Regions from separate parts of the Mus musculus genome. Here region 2 is linked to region 1. A link is a loop called in an ENCODE intact Hi-C map of the cell type or tissue named here. Cell type or tissue: gastrocnemius. All regions are shown on one strand. Links, peaks and the distances in the headings refer to the core of each region. The heading gives the core; the rest is flanking DNA. Region 1 has its middle 11 kb from the start of Inpp5d. Region 2 has its middle 13 kb from the start of Snorc.

What was found. Peaks named below come from ENCODE experiments on the same cell type or tissue, not always from the same donor. Only the 100,000 strongest peaks of a DNase experiment are listed, where the experiment ranks them.
Region 2: it touches region 1 in a loop (2.1-fold over the local background); 7 of 42 quality-filtered maps call a loop at or near these places.

What each region holds. Positions count from the first base shown.
Region 1 is chr1:87,604,639-87,613,135 of GRCm38, forward strand. No RefSeq gene overlaps it. Among named protein-coding and RNA genes, the nearest start is that of Inpp5d, 11 kb to the right of the region's middle. In gastrocnemius, for the core only: a CTCF peak has its summit at 3,983 (motif pointing left); DNase peaks (open chromatin) are centred at 3,349 and 3,981; H3K4me3 peaks cover 854 bases; H3K27ac peaks cover 857 bases.
Region 2 is chr1:87,453,247-87,461,743 of GRCm38, forward strand. No RefSeq gene overlaps it. Among named protein-coding and RNA genes, the nearest start is that of Snorc, 13 kb to the right of the region's middle. In gastrocnemius, for the core only: no CTCF peak of the experiment used is centred there; no DNase peak of the experiment used is centred there.

The sequences.
Region 1 (8,497 bases), core at 62-8,061:
TAACATGTTTTGCACTGTACTGGAGGAAGAGTCTACTGAGAACTGCCTCATGCCCGCTTTCAGGCCCTTGGAGGTCCAGGATCTGATCCTCCTAACAACCTGCAGCCAGTGGCCACTGTCATGACCCCACTTTACCAAGGAAGAGACGAAGACAGAGGAGAATGAAGCCTCTTGCTCATGACTGCAAAGGCTGACGAGAGGCTAGGTCAGGTTCCCGAGTCTGCCTTTTTCTAGCCTGGCCACAGAGGAACGGGACAAGGGCCTGAGGAGGATTAGCCCTTTGTTAAGTATCATGGGACATAACAAGAAGGCCCCAAGAAGTCCCAGCATGCTCTAAGAGGTGCAAAGTTTGTTCCCCGGTGTGTTTCTGGAAGCAGGCTCTCAAAGACTAGGTGCCAAGTCCAGGAGTGAGGAGGCATGCAGGGTTCCGATTTGGTCCTGGAATGGAGAGAGAGCTTGGGAGTGGGAGAGCAGAAGGGCAAGGCCAGGAAACGGGAGGGAGGCAAGGAGGAGCTTGGTGTGATGAGCAGGAAGCTGTCCTTTTATCCCAGGACAGAGCCAAGCAGACAAGGGTCCAATCAGAAAGACAAGACACTCCTAGCAGACATGGGAAGAGATAGCAGTGAGGGAGATGGCCCAGGAAAGAGCCTCTCCAAATAGCCCTGGGGCAGTGATACAAGGACAGATGGAGGCAGGACCTGAAGTAAGTGAATCCTAAGACATTATAAAGCTCATTGGATGTGGGTGGCAGGAAGAGGTGGGAATGGGGGGTGTCACCCTCCGACTTGGAAGAAGCCAGCTTGGTGGCAAAAATCTGGATAGGTGGTGTCCGGGGAAGAACAGGTTTTGGAGTGTAGATGGGAGAATTCACATGAGTGGGGTGTAAGTGCCTCCAGGATTATCCACAAAGGCAGGCATTGGGGAGATGTGTGGGTGGGAGCTTAGAATGAGGTCTGGCTAGGAACTTGGATTTGCAGGCTCTAGTCAGAGAAGGTATCCCCAGAGAGTGTAGACTAGACAACAGAAAATGCAGAAGGGGGGAGCACTCTCAAGCACCCAAGAGTATGGAGAAGACCTTGGTCACAAAGGAAAGCAGCGCTGAGGGAGCCTAGAGGATTTATCGAATGAAGAAGCTTTCAGGGTCTCTGGCTAGGCTGTGACAGAGTGGGTTGAGAGCTACAAGGTGGCCTGGTAGGCGGAGAAGTTTTTGGTCAGACCATAGGAGAGGGTAAGGCAGGTACAGGTAGGAAGTGATTACATTGTAACAGTCGCCAAGTGAGGACAATTAGACCCAAAGTGTCAGCTAAGCTAAGAGATGGGTTGATGGCTAGGCAAGAAGGTATGCTGTTGACCCCAGGGAGAAGCCCAGGGCCTGCCCTGCAGGTTTTTATTGAGCTGGTCTGGCTGGAAGCCTTTCATATTTATAGCCGAAGCTGAGAACCTGTGGCAGGGAGGGATTTTAAGGATAGGAACCATCACGCTTGCTCTCACAAGATGAAGGGGATGAGTGGGTGGGGAGGAGAGGAGAAAAGCCAGGACCATGAGAGATTTGAGAGCCAGTCCCAACTTGGTAGTAAGGTGACCTTGGAGGAGCAGAGTGTGTGAGAATAAAGGCAGATGCAGAGGAGGGTGGTCTGGGAGATCTGCTCTTCTTTGTGGGCAGTGAGGTGAAGAATTTTAAAGTCTGATGAATCTGGAAGTGAGCTGGGTAGAGCAGCATGAATACAGGAGATAGGGAACGGAGGAGGTTGGTGCTCAGCGGAGGCCTAGAAGTCCCTGGCTACCACATTGTTTGGACACATAACATGGGTTATTCTAGGGCTGGGGCTGCCTGTTTTTTTGTGTTTCTCTGGAGTTCAGGGAGTCTGGCTGGAATATTTCAGACAGAGATGGCAGAAAGGGGCTCTGAGGATGTCCAGGATCTGAAACACAAATGGGGTTGTGGACATTAAGAGTGAGGGAGACTGGGTGTGTAGAAGTGAAGACTGGGAGAAGGTGGGGGTGGAGCAGAGGCTGGGGACTGGCCAGAGGAGTGGAGCAGGATTTGGAGGCCATAATTTTGCTTGCCTGTGTTCTACAATTATAGCTACCATCAATAGAACTGGCTAAAGATTCAAGACTCAGGCATAGAGTAAAGGGGACTCCTGTCTGGTCCCTGTAAGGGAAGGAAATACCAAAGAGGGACAGTAGTGGTTTCCTAAGTCATTGAAGTCACAGGATATAATAGTCTGAGCTATGGGGAGCTTTGGGAGTTTGCAGACAGGAGAGGATTCTGGGAGAATGAAACCTTTGAGTAAAGGAATCGCAGAGTCTAGCAGTAAAGTTCTGATTATCTAATTCAAGGCTTACAGCACACAGTCCCATTCTGAGATCCTCAGATATGAGCTAGGAGCTCTGGTGTGCTGCTAATTTGCAGGTTGGTTAATCTCTCTGGTTCTCACTTTCTCAGGCGTGAAGTTGGAGGTTATGTCTGCCTTGAGGAGTATCTGTGTGGCCCGGACGAGGTAACTCATACATAAATGTTAGTGCAGTGCTTGCACCTAGAGGCAATCTATCGCTACAGTCCAGGTATTGTTAAGGGGTGAATTGTGGTGACTCCCAAAGTGACTGTCTCTGGAGATGGTGCTTTTAAGTAGCAACTAAAGTCGAACGAAGTCAGAAAGGTGGTAGGTTCAAAGGAAAGTATGGAAGGTAGCCGCCTGCCAGTCAGGAAGACAGCCCTCAGCAGAAGCAGCAATGTCAGAACCTTGATTGTGGATGCCCACCCTTTAAATGACAAGAAATAAATACCTGTTGTTGCGTTGTTGGAGTCACCGTCCATGATATTCTGTTGTGGGGCGTGATCTAAGACAAGTGCCCACAACGTGACAGTGTGGTGGTTAAGTGGGAAGAGGAGCCTGTAGCGGGGCAAGCGCTCTAGAGGCGTGGCTTATTGTAGAGGCTCAGGAGGTGGGGCAAAGAAGATGGACAGCATTCAGCAGGTGTCAGAAAAGGCTTATGGCCCAGGGTGAGGCAGCAGCCGGTCCCACAAAAGTGGAAAGCCATTTCAGAAACATTTTTTTTTAAACCAGGGTGTAACCCCGGAAACTCAAAGTCGGCTGAGGGTAGGGCGGGTGGCATAGGAGGAAGACGGGGCTGGGGAGAAGATTCTGGAACCCACAGTGAGGGTTTTTGGCAGATCAGTGAAGATAGCTGCTGGCTGAGGAAGCATAGAGGAAGAGGTAAAAAGTCTGAAGCAGGGAGCAGCTGACACGTAATCACCACAGAAAGCGGGTAGCTGTTGGCAGAAAAGGCGTTTAGGAAGCGCGGCCGCGGGCCCTGCCAAGGGAGGCTGTCGTGATTCACGCTTGGGAAGTGCTGGAGACCAGAACACAGGTTGGAGGAGGTCCAGGCATGGCACAGTGCAGTAAGTAGCCTGGCAACTGTGGTGGGCTGACCCTCTGGTCTGGGGCTTGACTCAGGGAATGGAGTCCCAGGGTGGAAAAAAAAAGATGAATTAGGAATCTGCCACCAGACTGAGCGTCTTCAGAGCGTTCTTCTGGGATGGTTATTTCAAATTGGTTTGTTGTTGTTGTTTTATTGGTTGGTTGGTTGGTTTTGTGTGTGGTTTTTTGGTTCTTGAGGTTTTTGTTTTTTTGTTTTTTTTGTCTTTTGTCTCTTTCATTTACTACTGTATCATTACTATTATGCCCTGTCCCTAAGAGTCCTGGCGACACTGGCTCAAGTTCTTACTCAATTCTTCCTACCCACTTGATCCCACCCATATCTTGTCACTGCCTGGTTTTCTGTCACAGCCAGGTTTCCCGTTTTCAACTATGCCATGAAGCACGGATCAAGACATCATGAGTTCTTTGTCCTCTTGGGAAATGGAGTCTGTTCCTGTTGCTGGCTTTATTTGAAAAGGGACGAGCTGGTCTTGATTGACACCTGAATGTTGTTCAGGCTTGGGGAGGCCAGAGGTCAAGGCGCCCCCTGGCGGTGGAAACTGCAAGGCTCAGGCCCTAACCTAGGGTTGTAGAAGCTGCGGGTAAGCTGTGTACTTGTAAGATGCTATCCTCCTTCAAAGCAAGGTTGTTAACCAGAGGTGATTCTTAGTGATGCTGGCTACACCCTGTGCCAGCATTCTGTGGCACCATTGGGTGCCAGGAGTCTACCCAATCCTGTGCTGGCCAAGGCACTGCCCTCCGGGCACTGATCATCTGAGTCACACAGGATTTCTATCTTATCCTAAACAACCCCCCAGGCCAGCCATGCTTCACTGCCTCTCACCCTTCAGCAGAGATGTCTTCCCCACTTTCCTGAGATACAGTGTGATTCAGATGGGCCAAATGTTACAAGGCTGGCCTTCAGACTCTGGCCCTGGTCCTGTGTATGATTCCATGTCTGATCTGAACTGCTGCAATAGAGTTTTCAGAGATACGGAGGAGAGATAGGATGAACTGAGGCTACCATCGTTCCATCCTCAAGGCAAGCCTGTTCCCAGGAAGCCAGCCAAGTGCTCTAAGACCAGTTGCAACGAACTTTGCAAGCTTGAAGGAAACCTGTGTCTGCTGAAGCCTGATGCTAGGACTTGCAAAGACCACCTTAAGGATGTGGTCCAAAGCCTGGTGTAGGACTTGTAAAGACCACCCTGAGGATCTCGTCCAGAAGCAGAAATGCAAATGGAACTGAGAAGCGAGATGATAGTCCAACGGAGCAGTGCCCTAACTGAGGCAACTTAGAGGAGATGTGGCAGCTAGAAGGAGCAGAGAGAAGACTGGATGGAGAGAGAAATGAGCAAGGGGAGTGGATAGACAGGAAAGAGCGCAGGGGCCAGATGGGAAGAGAGCCTTCCCAGCTCACAACCACAGCTACCGTCCTCCTCATGAGTATCCTTGATCTTTGACTTGGAAGAAGTCGATGCAGTCCTATGATGCAAATGAAGTTCCATGGACCTAGAAGGTGTGGCCTGCTGCTGTGGCAGCTGTGTAATGTCTGCTGGTGCCCTGAGGGTTACATGGACAGAAAAATGCAAGATTGAATCAGGAACAGGAGAAAATGATGTCATCAAGACGCTGGCTCACCGTAGTACAGTCAAACCTTTTTAAAAGTAGGGGGAGCAGCACAAAATACTGGTTAAAAGCACAACGCGTTAAAAATGAACATGGCTGTTTATTATCATTACAAAATATTCTTGTCCCATACCACAATACCAGCACTTAGGAGGCTGGCTGAGGCAGAAGGATCTCATGTTTGAGTCCAGCCTGAGCTATATAGAAAGACTAAAGCCAAATAAATAAATATGTTGTTCTGTAACTGACTGTATTAGCCTGCTTTTATACAGCCTACTGTGCAGTGGGTTTTTGTCACCAGCCTCGCTCCAGACAAATGAATGGAACACCAGCTTATACTATCAGAACATCCATGACACCACCAGAAATAAGAACTTTTTAAGCACTATTATCATGTTAGGAGACACCCCCCCCCCCCCGACAGGGTGTCATTGGTGACAGTGCCACATACATACAGTCACATACCACATCAGGGTATTTCAGTCGTTGACAAACTGTGGGTAGTTCTGCATCAGCTACTTGTGGAGGAAACAGCATTTAGTGACTAGAGCAAATGTTGAATATGGGTGAAGCATCCCTGCTCTGGGACAGATTAGTGACTAGAGTAAATGTTGAATATGGGTGAAGCATCCCTGCTCTGGGACAGATGTGTGAAAGGACTTTCCATAGCTAAGAGACCACGTCAATGCAAGGTCTTCAGGTTTTTACAGACGAGACAGATGACTTGCTTAGGGGTGGTATGGCACGATACAAGTTGATTCCTCTAAGTTCTGGCTAGATGAGTGCCTCAGAGCCTTGCAGTATATTAATAAGTACACACTGCTAGAGTACAGTATATTAATAAGCACACACTGCCAGTGTCCTAAGGGAGTGTAAGGAGTCCCAAGTAACTTGGCAAGCCACAGAAGTACTGGCAAGCACCACACCTTTCAGGACAAGATGCTGGCGAAACCCTGACTCCATTCTAGTCTTGCAACCTCTATGATCACATCAAGAACCTTGCTCAGGCTTGAGTGATGTCACCGAGGAACGTGATGAATGCCATCTAGAAGCACTGAGAGCATCATCCACAACTTCAAAGGAGTTTATCAACACGAAAAGGTTTCAACACTCAGCGGGGTGGTGGACAGCTGTGGCAGGCAGAGGACAAGGTTGACTCTGAGGAGCTCTGCGGGTGTTTCTGAGCAGACAACCAGACCTCAGGCCCTGCCCAGAATGCTGGCATGACAACAGGATATGGGGGCTAATAACAGCAATACTGATGATCCTGGTCCTATAGAGTCCTAAGCTAATGTGTTCATTTGTGCCTGATTTTCTATTAAAAAACAAACAAACAAACAAACAAAAAGAAACAAAAAACCAACTTAAGCAAAAACCACAACTTCCAAAATAAAGATATAAAGAGAGTGGCTTTGTGTTGCCATACAATGTATTTGTTTTAAATTGTGTTACAAAATCAAAGAGGTTTTAAAATACATTTTAGACATGCTTTATAATGTTATAATAAAAAGCAAAAGCGTGCATTGTTGAGTGGAAGACAAGAAGAGGGAAGACCTCATTTTAAAATGGAGTCTCTCTGGCTGTGGTGCCTCAAGTCTTGAATCCCAGCATTCAGAAAGCTGAGGCTGGAGGATAGCCACAAGTAGCCAACCTGGGCTACTCAGTGCAATCTTATTTCACAAACAAACCAGTCTCCCTACCTCATTCCTAAGATGGTAACATTTACTGTACATATTAATTAAACAATAGCTGGGAGCAATGGCATACATCTGTAATCTCAGCCCTTGGGAGACTGGTGCAGGAGGATCATTGTGAGTTCAAGGCCAGCCTAGGCACATCGTAAGTTCCAGGCCAGCTACACACAGAGACTGTGTCTCAATTAAACAAACAAAAGAAAAGAAGACATGATGGTGCATCACCCAACTCACTATATTAGAACAGAAAATGTCACTTAGCTCCTGCTCATGGGCATCACTGCTCTACAGACATGATCTGTGCCTGCCTCCCTTCCTAACGCCTAGGGAAACCCCATGTAATAGAACATGCAGCTGCACATGGGCACTACTTACACACACACACACACAAATATACGCACACACCTGGATCTTCCCCCATGAGTGTCCTTGAAACTGTCACATTCTAGAACTTTCTCTGGGCCCTCCAAACTGTCAGAACCCTTTCAAAAGCTTGGATTCTTGCTTTGAATATCTGAGAAATAACACACATGCATTCATTTACCCATGTACTATTCTCCCTTTGAGAGACACAGAAGGCTGTCTCACCTTCGCTTCAGGTCCTACTAAGAAGGGTCCTGGGGGAATCCTGGAGGATGGCTGAATATAATGTAAGGCAGACAGGAAGCTCTTAAGCCATTTGAGGGATCATGGGGACTTCAAGGTTGTGGCCCCTGAATAGTCAGCAGATGCTCTAGGGAAAGGGAGGTGGGAGATGACAGCCACGCACTCAAATGCAGTCCTTGTGTTTCACGTGAGGCTGCTTCATGGTCTCCTGCTTGAAGAGGGTGGGGGCTGTTTGAGACTACAGTTGACAATGAGACAGTAAAGGAAGATGCCAGCAGTGGGGCCTGGAAGTACCTGTCACCAGATCCTAATGCTATTAAAGACCTCTGAGCCCCATCTAACAAGAGTGACTCAAAAGTAGAGACCATTATCCAGGCCATGGGGGACAGGGTTGTTGTAAGTGGTCTCCAATGGCCAGTAAACACACACAATGGTGAGAATTTCATTATTGGTGAAGCTCCAGATGACAGCCTATGGAGGTTCATGTCCATGGTCAGCTTGGTTGGATTTGGGATTACCTAGGAAACACAGCTCTTAGCATGCATGTGAGATTCCACAATGAGAATAGAAGATTTACCACAAATGTGTGATATTGCCCCATAGACTGGGGTCCTGAAATGAATAAAAACATAAAAGGAGGAGGAGCCCAGGGAGTATTTGTTTCTCTCTACTTCCTAACTGCAAATGCAATGTGACCAGCTGCCTCCTGCTCCTGCTGCCATGTCCTCTGTAGCAACTACTTACCTCATTGCTGTGACAAACACCTGGCAAAAGCAACTTAAAAACCAACAGAGGATGGATTTATTTCAGCCCATACATGAGGGGATATAATCCATCAGGGTGAGGGGTAGGTCATAGCATAGAGTGCAAGCCTATGAACTTCTCATCATTGTTTCCGTAGGAAGCAGAGATAACTGCTGGTCTCCACTTATTTTCTCCTTTTTATTCTCTTAGATCATTGTCTTAGGGTTTTATTGCTGTGAAGAGACACCATGACCAAGACAACTCTTATAAATGCAAGCATTTAATGAGGGCAGACTTACAGTTTCAGAGGTTCCAGTCTATTGTCACCATGGCAGGAAGCATGGCACTGTGCAGGCAGACATGGTGCTGGGGATGCTGAGAGTTCTACATCTTGATCAGAAG
Region 2 (8,497 bases), core at 127-8,126, 150 kb before region 1:
TAGTAACCATTTCTTCCTGTCTTGTCTCTGGGACTGCAGTACTCACTGGGGTTCCTGGATTATCATCAGAGAGCATTGACACAATCAGATGTGTAATGCTCATTTTCAGATATTTGATTCCCTAGGATTGGTGATCATATACAACTTTTGGTAATGCTAGTTCCTGAGAGAGGCTAAGATCCACTAGGTGGAGATTTCAGCTATAAGTTTGTCAGTGAAACTAGAGTTTTCCCAATGAGACAAACAGCATGTTGACTCTGAGGACATGGGATGGTTCCTTCCCCACAGCTGCCCTCCTGCTACCTAAAAGCTCTTCTTGCTGCAGGGCTGGCATTCTGGAGATGGGCTTCATATGATGATCTGGGCACAGGGTTCCCTTGTTGACCTTAGAAAACAGACAAGACTCTAAGGATTATTTACTCTTCCCCCCAATATAGGAATTAGTGCTCCTCCCCACTGATTTTTCTAGATTTGATTCCTTTGTTACTATTAGAAATAAATGGTCCTTAAAGTGGTCAGTGGGTCGATAGTGGGTTTAGTTGCATGTAACAGGAAAGGTCAAACAACATTTTCTAATGGTGGTTTATTTCTCAAGTGGAATTGGAGGTCATCAGTCTAAGGCTCATGGAGACTCCAGGACCTGGATTCTTTCCACTTTATCAACATGACTATGGCTTTCATCCTTAAGGTCATTTCTGGTCTAAGATGATTGTTGGAGTCCCAGCCTACATTCCTGTATATGAAGCAGGAAGAAAGTGTGGATAAGGCAAAAGTTTAGGCAAAAGTTTAAAGGAACTTGCTTGGGAGCCCTGTTCAGTGTTTCACACCTTACCAAGTACACATGCATGCCAGATAGCTAGTTGTAAGAAAGACTGGGAATAAAATTTGGAATTTTATCTGAGTATTTGCAGTCCCAAATGCCATTGGGATTCTGGCACTAAGAAATAGGAAGCATGGGTGTTAACATTGGTAGCTCCCACAGTTGTCTCTTCCACACAGTTATCTCTTCCTCTGGAAGCAAGATAGCTGTGTGAAGTGCTTACATTTGTGCAAATTGACCTTAAGAGACCTGCAGAGTGCTTCATCAGGTTGGCCAGTGGAAGGAACAAGGCCCTTCCAATGAGAAGATTCCGAATCTGAATTTCTGCTTTCTGTTCTTGTACAGGGTTGGTTGTGACCCAGGTAGTTTCCAAGTGACTCAACTGAGTACCCAGTTCTGCATACAGTCGAGTTTGTTTGGATATCCTGTGTTAGGAGCCTGTGATTTGGATGTTGGTCCTATCACCTGCTAGAGTGGTAGCTATGGCAACTGTTTGTATTTGTTCCCATGTCTGTGTCCTCAGAAGATCCGAGTTATGACCAGTGACTTAAAGTCTAGTTAAAGAGTAGAATCCCAGCATCTGTATGGGGAACCATGTTTACAAGTGACAGTACATAGGAAGTAGGTAAAGTACTTCATCTCAAGTGGGAGATAACCGCTGTCTTAAATGTCTTCCAGTTGGATCAGTAAAGTCTTATCTCCAAGGCAGTATATTATGGCTTCCAGAGGCTCCATGTTAGTGCTTAGCTTCATTGTTAACTGTTCTTCCTGCCTTGTCTCACTGTCAGACTGTTTGGAGGTAGGCTGTGCATCGTCTAGCTGTTGGTCTCTGTGGGGTAGGCTGTGCATCGTCTAGCTGTTGGTCTCTGTGGGATAGGCTGTGCATCGTCTAGCTGTTGGTCTCTGTGGGGTAGGCTATGCATCGTCTAGCTGTTGGTCTCTGTGTTAGTTCTGTGCTGAGTCTCCACTCTGAGCTGCTTGCCATCTTTTTGGTAGCCAATCAAAGCCTAGTTCCTCATCAAACATCTGTCTACTGGTTTTAGTACCACTATACCCCCTGCTCAAATAATAATTATGTTGCTGACAGTACTTTAACACTTAGAGTTAGCACTGTACCCTGAACTTTTGACACATTGCACACATCCTAAACAGACTGCAATCTGGTATTGGTTTTGATTCAGGAATTTTCCATTTGCAGGTGGCTTCTTTCTGTGGAATTAGCTGTTTTCACATATCTACATGTTCCCTCTATATTTAGTGTTCTTGGCATCACTCACTCCAGTGTGCCACCATAGAATCACCCTATTCTTTCTCCCTCTATATCTACAATTTTCTTCACCATGAGAAATCTGGCTTCCATCATCTTCATTTTATGGTTCATTCTTGAACAGCATGGGACAGAACTCCGTTGTCCCCCTTTGAGCATGTATGGATGAACAGCATGGGACAGAACTCCGTTGTCCCCCTTTGAGCATGTATGGATGGAGGGTAGATTTCTGAGGATTTGAAAACAAAACCTTGTAAACCATATAGCCTAAAATTTCAGAAAAGAAGAAAAAGGAGATAATGAATCGAGAATAAACTTTTTAAATTCTTCTACAAATGATGCCCAGCCTATTATAAAAATGTATCAACTTTCACAGACTGTACATGGTGTTTTGTAATCAAGAAAAATGCAAACAAATGTAAAGATGCGATATTAAATCATAACCACAGTACCTTGGTGCCAATTTTGTAGCCACCTCACATGGCTTGCAACATGCTCAAGTGCTGGGAGCATCCATTAAAAGCACGGTGTGACACTAATCGTCCCCATAGAGCAGTTCACTCTCTAGTAGTTGCAGATACCAATAAAATAATCTCTCACCATTCTCTTGTATTCTCTACTGACTGTAACACACACACACACAAAAAAAAAATGTCACCAGACTGTTTGTTACAGTTTGCCTTCAGATTAATAGCAGGCCACTAGTAGTAATGTTTGGGGGAAACAAAAGGATGGGTAGTGCTAACTTCAGTATTGTTGAAGAGTCAATTCTCAATTGCTCAGCTCTACAACACACCAAATAGTCTTGTAATTGCTAATCCACGTCATTGTGAGAGACAGCTTTGCAGCTAGAACTCAATAGATTCATGCTGCCTAGCAGTGCTTTGATCATTAAAGGACTGTGGTCCCGTTAGGTCACTCAGCCTAGTGATATGGCAGCCATCTTATGTTGCATTCTCTCGTATTTTGTACAACGGTGAAATTGCCTAGTGAGTATTTCTAATGGTATGCTATTGTTGAGTGATGAATTGCTGTACTTACAGAAATAACTCTGAAGTGAGTAGCAGTGGTAAGTGGCGGGGAGGGCGGGAGTGGTTTTGGAAAATGGGAGAATGGGTAAGTGAATTTAACCAGATGAGGTGTGGACCCTATCTCAGGATAGATCAGTTATGCCCTGGTTAGCAGAGGGTTCCTTTCTGCAGGCCAGTGAGATGTGGCAGCTCTGTTGTGAGGGTAGGATGAGGAGATGGGTGGGTATTAGCCTTCAGCATGGAGGATGAATGTGGGCCTGGACCCACAGCTAAAGCATCGCAGCTGCTGGAGTAGCAACAAGAGGTGGTTTCCTGGTCCCAGTGGCTGCTCAGCCTCCACTTTAACCTGGTCAGCTACATCTTCCTTTATGGGACCATCTGAAACTCAGAAACAGCAATGGGCACCTGTTAAGATTTCAAGAGCCCAAACATCTGTTTGGCTCTTTGTTGAGGATGTTGCCATGGAAGAAGAGTCAGTATCTCACGATACTCAGTTAACCAGAGCATTACTGATCCAGGATTCTGAGACAGGGGCCTGGACATCTCCAGGGGGTTATCTTAAAACATATTGGGGGAGGCCAGTATGGACATGTGCCCATAGTGAGATCATTAGAGATTAAAAGTGTCCATATATGCCTTTCTCAGCAGAGTGGGACTATCAGGCACAGCATGGATATGCACTGCTATAGGACTATAGCATGGTGATGTCCTCTGGATGATTCTCAGGGCAGAGGCAAGTGGATTTGAAAAGTAATGGCAGCAGTCACACTGTGACACTTAGTCAACTTAGTCACGGTGAGAGGGAGAAAGACACTTGGCCCATTTGCCTCCCCCAAAAGGAACCAAAAATCAGAAGAAAACAGAAGGCCCCAAGTGTCCAAATTCAGCTTGAACAGCAAGCTACATCGGTTCTTGCTCCTTACCAAACGGAGCAAGATCAGAATAGACTCTGCAGAGCTCAGTTGGCTTTCCCTCCAGCACTCACACAAATTAGTAAGCCTATACAATGGGCCATTAAACCCTGTTTACAGCATTGAGGGCTTTTCAAACCCAAAGCCCTAAACATTCATATTCCTTCTGCAAGCCAGTTCCAAAGGCTGAAGACCCATAGCCCCATGTTTCAGAACCAATTTACTTCTGCTGTGATGAAATACTCTGACAAAACTAATTTAAGGGAATAAAGGTTTTATTTTGCTCACAATTCAAGCTCACCATGGCCAGGAAGTAAGTCATAGTAGCATCATGATCTTGAAACAGATCATGCCTCACGTTGCCACGCTGCCTGCATAGTCACTGTCTTAGAGTTTCATCGCTGGGAAGAGACACCATGACCAAGGCAATTCTTATGCAAGGACAACATAGCAATTTCAGAGGTTCAGTCCATTATCGCCATGATGGGAAGCATGGCAGCACCCAGGCAGGCGTGGTGCTGGAGGAGCCAAGAGTTCTACATCTTGATCCAAAGGTAGCCAGGAGGAGACTGGAATTCCACACTGGGCGGAGCTTGAGCATAGGCAGCCTCGAAGCCCACCTCCACAGTGACATCTTTCCTCCAACAAGGCCATACCTTCTAATAGTGCCACTCCTTATGGGCCAAGCATTCAAACATATGAATCTATGGGGACCAAACCTATTCAAACCGCCACAGTCAGGAAGCAGGGGAGATGAATGATAACACATCTCCCCCTTCTTCTTTTTATTTGTTGGCAGGGTGGATCTTCGCCATCAATTAACCTAATCTGGATCCCTCACAAACATGCCCTCAGGCTTTTTTTTTCTTTTGGCAAGTCTGTGGCGTCTATTTAGTTTTCTCAGTTTCAATGCATCTGGCCTAGTAATGAGTTTGGAGTTTGGCCTTCAGCCATTCAACCCACCAGACCACTGGAGCAACTGTTGATGCCCTGGGATCTGAATGTTGCTAAGCACCCTGTCAATGCGTTGTAGCTGGGTCTTGTCTTAGTCACAGCCTGTCCACTTAGTCTGCCATCCGAGAACTCTTGCCCCTTCTCCAGGCTTAGAGAAGTCAGCAAAATCTTCCTGAAGAGTACTTGCTCATTCACTGCTAAGTGCACATAAGCAGAGTGGCTGTACTGGAGTCTTCCTAGGTCAGGCTCTGTGCTACGGGAATGCTGGCGTCTGGCTCATGTGGACAGGAAAAGGAAGAGTTACCACGGTGGACTTGAAAACAGGCATCCTTGTGAGGGGGGAACGTAGCAGATGAGACTGTTACATAAACAAGAATAGGCCAGGGAGGTCTGCACACTTGGTGGGACACTCTTAGGTTTGTCTGTTCTGCCCAGGGGTCCTCACTCAAATCTCAAGGTCTCGATGAGTTGAAGGTCACATATGAGAACCTGACAACGCTGTAACCTAGCTCAACATTGCAATCTGCAGTCTGTGCAGTTAAATTTGGGGCCTGATTTGCAGCCAAGGAAGCTATAAGAAATAAGAAGTGCTTGTACCAAATCTCTAGTTCTCTGATTGGTGTGCTTAGAATCTAAGCCCTGAGCTTATCTCTTTCAGTGAGCATTGAAGACTATAAGCCCACAAGAGTAACCAGTTTATGGCCTCGTCCTGATCATACCACCATAAAAGTCTGTATGGCTTTTAAATAATCTTCTATGATTCTACTGGCTCATGTCTCTAATCCCAGCACTTGGATGAGGCAGGAGGATTGCCATGAGTTTGAGGCCAGGCCTGGGCTATGTAGTGTGATCACCTCTCTGTCTCTTTGTCTCTGTTTCTCTCTCTCTCTCTCTCTCTCCTCTCTGTCTGTCTGTCTGTCTCTCTCTCTCACACACACACACACAGACATACATACACACACACTCCATAATCCTTATACTTGATAGCTCTTTATAATAGACCATAAGTCTTCATATGGTATGGCATGTTTTTTAATATTTATTTATTTATTTATTATATGTAAGTACACTGTAGTTGTCTTCAGACACTCCAGAAGAGGGCATCAGATTTCATTACGGATGGTTGTGAGCCACCATGTGGTTGCTGGGATTTGAACTCAGGACCTTTGGAAGAGCAGTCGGCGCTCTTAACCGCTGAGCCATCTCACCAGCCCTGGTATGGCATGTTATGTCATCGGTTTCTCACTTCCACTGGCAATAAGGTCTTCATACCACTTGAAGTCAAAGGGCAAGCAAATCAATAGGGCAAGTCAGAAATAGACCTCTAGGGGCCTTTTTCCTGGAACCCTACCAGATATATCTGTCTTGGTCAGACTTTGACTAGGAAACAGACTACTCTGGGTATCCCAAGCAGAAATGATTCAGCTGGAAGTTTGCTTTAACGTTTAAGGTCCATCTCAGGAGAGAGGGAGGGGACTTCGGGTTTGTAGCTCAGCTTCCTGTCTTGTCTCTTCTTTCTGATCTGTATGCTAGCTAGCAGCTTCTGCCAACATGAGCTGTGTCTGTCACCATGTGTTTCCCCCATGATGGACTGTCCCCACCCACCCCCAAACTGTGAGCTAAAATAAAACCTCCCCTCCCTGAAGTTGCTGCTTTTAGGTGTTTTACCACAGCAATGAGAAGAATAACTAACATACCACAGCCCCTGGTGTTCCAGTTCCCCCAAGCAGATCCAGAAGCCTGACATCCAGCCTCCTGGGGCTGCTCAAACGAGTCTGTCACTGGTGCCACACAAGATGCTCTCAGAAATCTGAAGCAGAACTGTTGCTCCCCCATCCCCTCTGGTGCTGCTTCCCCACTGGGAAACTCAACAGGAAGCTCACACTGCAGGGCACAGGAAGTGTGGGAAGCCGCCCCCACATTCGCCGTCACAAGATGGCGCTGACATCCTGTGTTCTAAGTTGGTAAACAAATAATCTGCGCATGAGCCAAGGGTATTTACGACTACTTGTACTCTGTTTTGCCCGTGAACGTCAGCTCGGCCATGGGCTGCAGCCAATCAGGGAGTGATGCGCCCTAGGCAATGGTTGTTCTCTTTAAAATAGAAGGGGTTTCGTTTTCTCTCTCTCTTGCTTCTCTCTCTTGCTTCTTACACTCTGGCCCCATAAGATGTAAGCAATAAAGCTTTGCCGTAGAAGATTCTGGTTGTTGTGTTCTTCCTGGCCGGTCGTGAGAACGCGTCGAATAACAATTGGTGCCGAATTCCGGGACGAGAAAAAAAACTCGGGACTGGCGCAGGGAAGATCCCTCATTCCGGAACCAGAACTGCGGATCACGTTTATAAAGGTTCCCGTAACACAGACTGTTGAGAAGGATTCAACTGCCGAATTCAGAACTCATCAGCTGGGGAACGACGGTGATAAAGGTTCCCGTAAAGCAGACTGTTAAGAAGGATTCAACTGTATGAATTCAGAACTTTTCAGCTGGGGAACGAGAGTACCAGTGAGTATGTTTGGCCTTGAATTTTTTCTGGTGTTAGGAGCCCTTTTGTTCTTTTTCACATGCTATCAAGTGATTAAGATAGGGCTGAAAATTCTAGAGGAAATTCAGGACAATCTATCAGAAGTAAAGCGGGGAGAGAGAGTAGGAACAAAGAGGAAGTATGGTACACAAAATAAGTATACAGGCCTTTCCAAGGGTCTTGAACCCGAGGAAAAGTTAAGGTTAGGTAGGAATACCTGGAGAGAGATTAGAAGAAAAAGAGGAAAAAGGGAGAAGAAAAAAGATCGATTAGCGGAGGTCTCTAGGAGATACTCGTCACTAGATGAGCTCAGGAAGCCAGCTCTTAGTAGCTCTGAAGCAAGTGAAGAATCCTCCTCTGAGGAAACAGACTGGGAGGAAGAAGCAGCCCATTACCAGCCAGCTAATTGGTCAAGAAAAAAGCCAAAAGCGGCTGGCGAAAGTCAGCGTACTGTTCAACCTCCCGGCAGTCGGTTTCAAGGTCCGCCCTATGCGGAGCCCCCGCCCTGCGTAGTGCGTCAGCAATGCGCAGAGGGGCAATGCGCAGAGAGGTGCGCAGAGAGGCAGTGCGCAGAGAGGTGCGCAGAGAGGCAGTGCGCAGAGAGGCAGTGCGCAGACTCATTCATTCCCCGAGAGGAACAAAAGAAAATACAACAGGCATTTCCGGTCTTTGAAGGAGCCGAGGGTGGGCGTGTCCACGCTCCGGTAGAATACGTACAGATTAAGGAAATTGCCGAGTCGGTTCGTAAATACGGAACCAATGCTAATTTTACCTTGGCGCAGTTAGACAGGCTCGCTGGTATGGCACTAACGCCTGCTGATTGGCAGACGGTTGTAAAAGCCGCTCTCCCTAGTATGGGCAAATATATGGAATGGAAAGCGCTTTGGCACGAAGCTGCACAGGCGCAGGCCCGAGCAAACGCAGCTGCTTTGACTCCAGAGCAGAGAGATTGGACTTTTGACTTGTTAACGGGTCAGGGAGCTTATTCTGCTG